2 separate regions of the Homo sapiens genome follow, and region 1 is linked to region 2. A link is an interaction called in ENCODE POLR2A ChIA-PET data of the cell type or tissue named here. Cell type or tissue: GM12878. All regions are shown on one strand. Region 1 has its middle 21 kb from the start of LINC01672. Region 2 overlaps CAMTA1 (calmodulin binding transcription activator 1).

Region 1 (5,000 bases), 910 kb after region 2:
TAAAGGGAGTTTATTCAGGCACAAAGTTTGAAGATGAGCTGCCTGGGAAGCACAGATTCCAAAGAATGGAAGTCAGTGCTCCAAAGTGTAGAAGTTTGCAACTGTTTATATAGACAAAGCTTGGGGAAGCGGAACAGAATCTCAACGTCTTTCTATATAAGGTTTAATGCATAATTACAATATCTGGTTGGTTGAGGTAGTCTTTCTTTTTGGGAAAGGTATATTTAACCTTCCACACTAAAGATGTAATAGACATGGGGTCTTTTGTCCCATCTGGTCTAGGTTAGGCACGGGACAATAAAGAAGGCAGTTCATCTACAACAAAGATCAGTGATTGGAAGGGGAGGAGGTTTGGTCTCTGGTCTCTCCCAGTCATTTACAGAACAAGAGCAATGAGGAAGAGAGTTAAACTATCACCTAAGAGCAGAAGTTGCATACATGCTATGGGAGTTTCCAGGGCTTAACTCCCCACATGGCATAATACATTTAGAGAGTCCTGAATATTTTTTCTTTTACAGATACAAAATATATAGATAGATAGATAGATATTCAAAATGCAAGCATATTTTCCAGGCTTTTTTTTTTTTTTTGAGACAGCGTATCACTCTGTCACCCACGCTGGAGTCCAGTGGCGTGATCTCAGCTCACTGCAACCTCTGCCTCCCAGGCTCAAGTGATTCTCCTGCCTCAGCCTCCCAAGTAGCTGGGATTACAGGTGCTGACCCACCACCACCCAGCTAATTTTTGTATTTTTAGCAGAGATAGGGTTTCGCCATATTGGCTAGGCTGGTCTCAAACTCCTGACCTCAAGCGATCTGTCCGCCTCAGCCTCCCAAAGTGCAGGGATTACAGGCATGAGCCACCAGGCCCGGCCCAAAATGCAAGCATTTTTTCAAAGCTCCTAGAGCTTGAGGCCAGGACAGGGGAAGCTTTGAAAGGTACTCCTGGGACATGGAGATGCAGCTTCGGACCCAGCCTCTCCCCGGAAACTGTCTTCACAGTGAAATCTTGTCTCAGCTCCATGCCTGCTGCTGTTCCCCGCTGCATCTCCTGCTGCTGTTGCCCGCTGCATCTCCTGCTGTGGCCAGATGACCCAGTCTGGGCTTGAGCAAGGGTAATGACTGATACAGATTTTTCCCAACCAGCTGAGAGATCGGAGGGTGACACTGTCAAAAACAGAACGGTGAAAAGAATGAACTGTAAAATTAATTAAATGTCATGCACTCAAAAACACAGCAAGCCTGGAATAAGAACATGGGCCAAGGCTTCAACAGTCAGCACTTAACTCCCATGTACCTCTTTATTGTCCCCCCAAGAGCGTGCCAAGAAATTGGGGGTTCATGCTGTCATCAGTGTCACCCCCCCCCCGCCCACCCTGAGCTTCTATCCCTTTAATTCCAAACTGCTCCTCTCCTGGGTTGACTCTGTTTCTTAGCTAGCACACAGCTCAGACAGCTCTCCATCTGATCCAGTAATCAGGAAATTTAAGAAAAGAAAAAACATCCAAAAAAAAAAAAATGGTGTGTAAGGTAATTTTGTCCCAGATCTTTCCCTCCGAGTCATGAACATAATAGATCTGACTTTTTACGTTGTGTGCCCCCCTAAGAAGCATAAAAGAAAGGTTACCCTGGCAAGCAGCTAGAAAATAGTTTAATTAATCCCAAAGTGTGTGCCTCGTTTGGAAAGCACATCACAAAAGAATCCTGTGTTTACTGAACTAGATCCTTAAGGCTATTATCCCTCCACCAATGGTGAGATTTTTCTGAGGGAGCCGCGTCCCTTGTGGTCTAGAAGGTACTGCCATTAAAACTAAGATCCACACAGGGAACTATGATTGAAGATGCTGAAGGTGCAGGAACTTTGCCCTTGGCAGAGGGAATTGGGGGTCCCTAAGTTTGTGCAAAGCTGTCTAAGCCCTAACCCTGTGGATTTCTTCACTCTCCTGAGCAGAGGGGAGGTGTGCCCAGCTGGCTTTCCCCAGACCATTCCCAAGGAGCAGAAGTGGTAGGGAGCTGCCTTTGGCGTGCTTCTGGTTGGCCATCCCTTTTTTGAAAGCAAATGCTGCCCTACCTTAGCAGATATGCTAGGACTAACCAGAAACTGGTTGCCTAAAATAAAAAAATGCAATCATGGATTTTTGCTTTTGTTTTTGATTTTGAGACCAGGTCTCGCTTTGTCACCTAGGCTGGAGCCCAGTTGCGTGATCATAGCTCACTGCAGCCTCGACTTACTGGGCTCAAGTGATCCTCCCCCCACCTCAGCCTCCCACCGAGTAGCTGAGACTACAGACACACGCCATCATGCCTGTCTCATTTATTTATTTTTTGGAGAGATGGGACCTAGCTATATTACCCAAGCTGATCTCAGACTCCTGGGCTCAAGCAATCCTCCCACCTCTGCCTCCCAAAGTGTTGAGATTACAGGCGTGAGTCACTGTGCCCAGCCTCCTCTATCAATTAAATGGGTGATTTTTTTTTTTTTGAGACGGAGTCTCACTCTGTAGCCCAGGCTGGAGTGCAGTTGCGTGATCTCGACTCACTGCAACCTCCATCTCCCGGGTTCGAGTGATTCTCCTGCCTCAGCCTCCCGAGTAGCTGGGATTACAAGCGCCCGCCACCACACCCGGCTAATTTTTATTTTTAGTAGAGACAGGGTTTCGCCATGTTAGCTAGGCTGGCCTTGAACTCCTGGCCTCAGGTGATCTACCCGCCTCGGCCTCCCACAGTGCTGAGATTACTGATGTGAGCCACCGCGCCCGGGCTTTTCTTTTTTTTTAAGAAGCTCAGGCCACTACATCATGGGTGAAACTTGAAAACATTATGCTAAGTGAAATAAACCAGTCACAAGAGGACAAATATTGTATGATTACACTCCTATGAGAGACCTAGAGTCATGGAATTCATAGAAAGTAGAATGGTGGTTTCCAGAGGATAAGGGGGTGGCGGGGGAATGGGGAGCTCTTGTCTAATGGGTACAGAGTTTCAGTTTCACAAGATGAAGAGCTCTGGAAATGAATGGTGGTGATAGTTGCACAACTGTGAATATACTTATGCCACTGAATGGTATACTTAGAAGTGGTTAAAATAGGACTGGAGCGGTGGCTCACACCTGTAATTCCAATACTTTGGGAGGCCCAGGTGGGCGGATCACCTGAGGTTGGGAGTTGGACACCCGCCAGACTAACATGGAGAAAACCCGTCTCTACTAAAAATACAAAATTAGCCGCGCGTGGTGGCACATGCCTATAATCCCAACTACTCGGGAGGCTGAGGCAGGAGAATGGCTTGAACCCGGGAGGTGGAGGTTGCAGTGAGCCAAGATTGCGCCATTGCACTCCAGCCTGGGCGACAAGAGCAAAACTCCGTCTCAAAAAAAAAAAGTGGTTAAAATATTAAAATATTACATTTTATGATAGGTATATTTTACTAGAATTTTAACAAATAAATTGGGCCAGGCAAGCTGGCTCACACCTGTAATCCCAACACTTTGGGAGGCCACGGAGGGAGGATCACTTGAGCTCAGGAGTCCAAGATCAGCCTGGACAACGTAATGAAACCCCATCTCTACAAAATACGCAAAAATTAGCCAGGCGTGGTGGCGCATGACTGTGGTCCCAGTTACTTAGGAGGCTGAGGTGGGAGGATCACTTAAGCCTGGGAAGTAGAGGTTGTAATGAGCTGAGATGGTGCCACTGCATTCCAGCCCGGGTGACAGAGTGAGACCCCATCTCAAAAAAAAAAAAAAAAAAAAAGGCCGGGTGCGGTGGCTCATGCCTGTAATCCTAGCACTTTGAGAGGCCGAGGTGGGCAGATCACCTGAGGTCAGGAGTTCAAGACCAGCTTGGCCAACATGGTGAAACCCCATCTCTACTAAAAATACAAAAAATTAGCTGGGCATGGTGGTTCGCGTCTGTAGTCCCAGCTACTCGGGAAGCTGAGGCAGGAGAATTGCTTAAACCCAGGAGGTGGAGGTTGCAGTGAGCTGAGATCGCATCACTGCACTCCAGCCTGGTAACAGAGCAAGACTCCATCTCAAAAAAAAAAAAAAAAAAAAAACACCAAATTAATTAACAAAAAAAAGCTCAGGTCTTAGTCTATTAAAAAATATATGGTATCCTGCTTTATTGTAGGTGTTAGCATTATGTTGATTTCAAAGACAGCTTAGAAGCCCAGGCAGGGGCAGCTCAGTGGGCATCTGAGGGCAAGCCCGGACTCTTCTGGAGCCTGGGAGGGAGGAAACTTCTCCTCCTCATGAGTAATGACTGTGGTTTTCTGGCAAACATTAAGGAGGAAGGAACTAAAAATACTTATCGGCCACTCTGCCAAAACTCCACAGTGCTCGGAACGTACCAGGCCAACATGTTGAAGCACTTTCAGAGTGAGAGGGATCTGCCTAAACACCAAGGTCAAAGTCATTTCACACCTTCGCCTTTGCCTCTCGCTGAGCCTGGTGCATAGGAGGAAGGACGGGGCCCCCAGCACAGCTCTAGACCACTGTCCACCCAGGAGAGAGGCAGCAGCAAGGGGAACCAGCCCAGACCTCAGGCGTGTGGCCACAGAGAGGCCTCCCCCAGCCAGCTGCAGGGCCCAGCCGAGCGCTACCAGGAGGGGCCTCTTCTGCTGCCAACTCTAACAAGCTAAGGCAGAAAGAGCATCATAGACATTTCCCTAATGTGTCCTCCCGAGCTGCAGGAATCCAAGCCGAGACACCTGCGGAGGTGGCAGAAGAAGAGGAGAAATAGGTGTGAGAAGACAGCCCAGGTGGAGCAGGGTCCTGGAGGGAGGAGCTTCTTAAACTCCACTGTGCACGTGACTCACTGAGGGGGCTCTGGTTACAATGCAGATTCTGATTAAGCTGATCTAGGGTGGGGCCGAGATCCCGCCTTTCCAACAAGTGCCCAGGTATGCCGACGCAGCTGGCCCATGGACCACATTTTGAGGAACAAAACAAACTCCCCCAACCCCCCGCCAGGCACAGAGGGCAAATAGGGATGGGAGTTG
Region 2 (5,000 bases):
AGGGGTGTGTGTATAGGTGTGTGTGGGTGTGTGTATAGGTGTGTGTGTATAGGTGGGTGTGTTTGTGTGTGTATAGGTGTGTGCTTGTGTGTGTATAGATGGGTGTGTTTGTGGGTGTATAGATGTATTTGTGTGTATAGATGTGTGTGTATAGGTGGGTATGTGTACAGGTGGGTGTGTTCGTGTGTATAGGGGTGTGTGTGGTGTGTGTGGGTGTGTGTATAGGTGTGTGGGTATAGGTGTGTGTTTAGGTGGGTGTGTTTGTATATGTGTGTGTATAGGTGTGTGGGTGTGTGTATAGGTGGGTGTGTTTGTGTGTATAGGGGTGTTTGTGTGCATGGAGTGTGTGTATAGGTGTGTGTGTATAGGTGTGTGCTTGTGTGTGTATAGATGGGTGTGTTTGTGTGTATAGGAGTGTGTGTGTATAGCTGTGTGTATGTATAGGTGTGTGTGTATAGGTGTGTGCCGGTGTGTGTATAGATGGGTGTGTTTGTGTGTATAGGAGTGTATGTGTGTATAGGTGTGTGTATGTATAGGGGTGTGTGTGTGTACAGTTCAAGGGGTTCTGACATCAGGGGCTTTCCAGAATGCCTCTCTCCTCTACCACTTTATTTTTAATATATTTATTTATTTATTTTTTGAGACAGGGTCTCACTCTGTCACCCAGGCTGGAGTGCAGTGGTGCAATCTGAGCTCACTGCAACCTCCGACCCTTGGGTTCAAGCAATTCTCATGCCTCAGCCTCCTGAGTAGCTGGACTACAGGTGTGCGCCACCACGCCTGGCTAAGTTTTGTATTTTTAGTAGAGACAGGGTTTCAGCATGGTGGTCAGGCTGGTCTTGAACTCCTGACCTCAAGTGATACACCCACCTCGGCCTCCTGAAGTGCAGGGATTACAGGTGTGAGCCACCACGCCTAGCCCTTCTACCACTTTAAATGCCACCCTTCTTTCCAGCACAGCCCAGCTCAAGCCCCCGCCTCTGGCTCATTCTCAGGCCCTCCCCAAACCCACCGAATCACAGACTCAGGATGGGGCCCAGCACCTGTGTCCTAAGGGGCCCTCGTGGGAATTCAAATGCATGCTCCAGTTTGAGAACTATGGGTATAGAAATCACAATAGCCTTCCTGGCTGCTCATGCCTGTCCCTAGGAGCTGGAGTTTGGATCCTGAGGGCAGGCCTTGCCAAGCTGTTCACTGCTCATCTCCCATCCTCAGAACAATGCCTGGCACATAGTAGATGCTTAATAAAGGCTGGTAGAGTGAATGAGTGAATGGCCAATTTCTCAATCATGCCCTCCCTAGCACTTTTTTTTTTAATTGGTTCATCATTTCCCTCAGTGAGCTATAAGCAGAGCTCATGTCTCAGTAATAACAACAAAAACAATGATAGTTATTGGACATATCCTCCATGCCAGGCAGTATGTGAGCATCTTCATATGTTGACTCCAAAAAGAAAAAAAGAACAAGGCCAGGTGTGGTGGCTCATGCCAGCACTTTGGGAGGCTGGGGAGGGTGGATCACTTGAGCCCAGGAGTTTGAGACCAGCCTTGGCAAAATGGCGAGACCCAGTCTCTACAAAAAATAAAAACATTAGTCTGGTGTGGTGGTGGGCACCTGTAATCCCAGCTACATGGGAGGCGGAGGCAGGAGGATCACCTGAGCCCAGGGAGGTCGAGGCTACAGTGAGCTGTGATCGGGCCACTGCACTCCAGCCTGGGTGACAGAGTGAGGCCCTGTCTCAAAAAAAGAAGGGGAAAAAAATAATAACAATACTATGTACTCCACTGAGCCTCTGCTGTGGGCAGGGCACGGGGCCAGACACTCTCCTGTGGAGCAGTGGTTCTCAAAGTGTGGCCCCCGCAGCACTAGAATCACCTGACACTTGTTAGAAACGCACATTCTCAGGCCCCGCCCCAACCTGCAGAATTAGAAACGCTGGGGTTTGGGGCCCAGCATCCACGTCCTAATAGGCCTTCGAGGCACACTCAAGTTTGAGAAGCTCAGGTCTAGAGATGACATCTTTAACCTCCCAGTGATCCCTTGAGGCAGAATATATTATCCCATTTTATTAATGCCAAAACCGAGACTCAGAGAAGTTATGTAACTTGCCCAAGGTCACACAGCAGGTGCGTAGGGGGTGAGGAGGGGCTGCAGATTCAAGCTCTTTCCACTGGGCGACCTGCCTGGCTTTCAGCTCTGCCAGGACCAGCTCCTAGGAGGAGGTGAGGAAGACTGGACAGCAGCTCGGTGGTGGGCAGAGGAGAAAAGCGACCCCATCTGGAGGTAGAGGGTGCTGGCCGTGAGCAGCAAGACTCACTTCACTTCCTGGAGGGAAGTCTGGTTTCCCTCGGCCCCTTCACCAGGGGCTGGTGACTGTGCAGGAAACTCAGGGTCCTGGTGCTGGACCACATGCTGTCATCCCAAGCTGATGCCCAGCTTCGTCTCCTGCCCTCCCTGACTTCGCAGATGCTGGGCTGTCTCAGAGGGGCCAGGCCTTGCTGGCTGGGGCCTTAGTGGGCAGAAGCTCCCGAGTCCCTGGCTCCCCACTTGGGATTTCCTCACTTCGGGGTCAGGTCAGCTGTCACTCATCTGGCCAAGCCACCCAGACCAGGGCAGAAGAAACTCGTCCTTGAGCCTCCCACGGGAGGAACTGGGAGGCAGGGCCTGATGGGGACTTGCTCTTGGAAAATCAGAGCAAGCAGGAGAGGAAGGGGGAAGAAAACCTGGGAGGCTGCTGCAAGGAGGACATCTCAGCAACGCTGCATCCAAGCCTGGGAGCTGGGGCTTCCCTGAGGCATGTGCTGGTCTTGTCACGGCAGCAGGCTTTGTGCCTGGTTAGAGGTGCATTTGGGGGGAATTTCTATAAAAACCCAAAGAAGCTAAGAAGGGTTCATTCCAGACGGTACAGGATGTGTGGGGGCAATGCTTGGCTCCACGACAGGGCCTCCTCATTTGGGGTATGGTGGGGGTGGGAGGGGACCCCCTGAGGGATGGCAGGGGGCTGAGGGGCAGCTTCGTCTTGGCTGTCTTTCATTCCTGACATGGCTGTCCCATGCAGTGGTGGGGCTTTCCCAAAGGGCAGGGAAAACCTCCAAGTGCGATGCCCTGTGCTGGCTATGTGGGAAGAAGAGGCGAGAATTTAGAAACAGTGGGAGACCGGGTGGCAGCACCGTGCTGGCCTGGGGTCGGGGCCCCCATGTGGCCGCAGCTGTTTCCCTCATGCACTGTGTGATCTTAGAACAAGATCTTTGTTTCCTCTGGATCTTAGTTTCTTCATCTGGAAAGTGGTTGCCTCTTGCCAGTTCACCTGACTGTATGCCACTGGGCCCTATCCAGGTAGGTGGCCCCACCCCTGGATTCTGATGTGATGGCATCCACAGGAGATCTGCCCAGGCCAGGGTGGAAAGCCTCACAAGAGGGGAAGCTCTCTGCTCCGCAGTCCTGCCTGGAAGACTTTGGAAAGGAATTGGACGAGGAGACAGAGAGAACTCCAGAAGTCTGCCTCAGCCCCTGGTGGCTCCTGGAACGGGTGAGAACCAGCTACCTGTCCCCTCTGCTCTGTGGGGCAGTAACTCTTGGAAGGATGACAGGGCAAGGCCACCTGGAGCTTTGGTCACCATGGTAACTGTACAGGCGGCACCTGCTGGAATCGACGCTTGGCCTTCCTTTGCATGAGAAGAGATTTCTGGGTGCTGTGATGAGCAGGTGGCAAGGACGAGGGGCAGTGTCCTTTTCTGGAGGGCTGTGGGGGGCCCTGTCCTCCTCCTCCATCTGGGCTCGTCCAGTCCACCCACCTAGGTACCCTGCCACCCAAGAAAGACCCAGAAAGAGGGTGGCCATTTAACTAGTCAAGCCAGGTCACCTTGGGAGCCAACAAAGGGTGCTGTGGTCATTTGTCCAGGTGCTGGTATAGGCTGGGTTGCTCTCCAGCAACCCTGGACGTGTGGCTGCTCTCCTTATGAACCACGTGCCGGAGGCGGACGGGAGAGGGAGCGGCCACGTGCCTCTCCTGGAGTGAATGAGGCCCCTTCGGAGTCCTCGGTGTTGTTGACACTAGAAGGCTGTCTCCATGGCGACAAGGTCAATGGGAAATGGCAGCCGGGTTGGTTTAATTTTCACTGTATTCTTGTTGACAGGAATAAAGGCCCTGTTTCTGATTTCTTGGTTCAACTGGATGAAATTTTCATTAGATTTAACTTCTCATATCCAGACACCCACATACTATTCAATTTCCCGATCTCACCACTCAACTCTCATTCGCCTATTGGTCCTGAGGACAAAATTTTCAGAAATCTCATTTCGAGGAGCGCAGAGGCTGAGGGGGGACGGGATGGAGTGTGCGCCCACCGTGTGCACATGCGGGGACCTATCTGCCGTGTCCCCAGTGAGCCTGTCATTTCTGGTGCTCGCTGTTGGGGCATCACAGTCCTCCCTCTGCCAGGGGGCATGGGCTTCGTCCCAACATCACACGTCCTCTGGAAAAGGCGGGGGTGGAGGGTCCAGCAGACTGCCAGGGTGTTGAGAGCTTGACCTTCCCGTATTCTTTCTTCTTGCAAGTGGGACAGACATTGTCAATGAGGGGTAGGGAGAGGCGCCATTCCAGCCCGGCCAGTGACTCCATCATCAGGAAATACAGAGCGTGTGGGGTGGCATGTCCTTTACCCCTGTAACTGGCCTCACAGGAAATCTCCAAGGTGCTCAGTGACATACAAAGTGGCACTTTAGAGCCATCCTGAGGCTCTCGGAATCTTCTCCTGATGTGCGAAGCGGCATTGTTACCAGGCTGGGAATTCTTTGCACCGTGGGTGAAGTGTGAGTGCGCTAGGAGTGCCGGCCGCCTGGCAGCGTCAGAGCCTCAGGGTTATCTGCCCCTCCAGGCCACTTGGAAAGAGGGGTGGGGGACCAAGTGGGATTCTGGATGCTTCCATCTTGCTCCTGGTAAGACTGCTCTAGGGCCTCCTGGACTCAGGTGCCTCCTGGTGTGTGGGGAGGTAGCGCCG

Evidence for each region. Peaks named below come from ENCODE experiments on the same cell type or tissue, not always from the same donor. Only the 100,000 strongest peaks of a DNase experiment are listed, where the experiment ranks them.
Region 1: POLR2A ChIA-PET joins it to region 2 with 5 read pairs; 2 of 35 experiments call an interaction of 5 or more read pairs at or near these places.

The regions. Positions count from the first base shown.
Region 1 is chr1:6,743,287-6,748,286 of GRCh38, reverse strand. No RefSeq gene overlaps it. Among named protein-coding and RNA genes, the nearest start is that of LINC01672, 21 kb to the right of the region's middle. In GM12878, no CTCF peak of the experiment used is centred here; DNase peaks (open chromatin) are centred at 2,976 and 4,436; H3K27ac peaks cover 476 bases.
Region 2 is chr1:7,650,020-7,655,019 of GRCh38, reverse strand. All of the region lies in intron 7 of CAMTA1 (calmodulin binding transcription activator 1), which reads right to left. Among named protein-coding and RNA genes, the nearest start is that of VAMP3, 120 kb to the left of the region's middle. RefSeq lists enhancers at 3,316-3,815, 3,816-4,317. In GM12878, no CTCF peak of the experiment used is centred here; no DNase peak of the experiment used is centred here.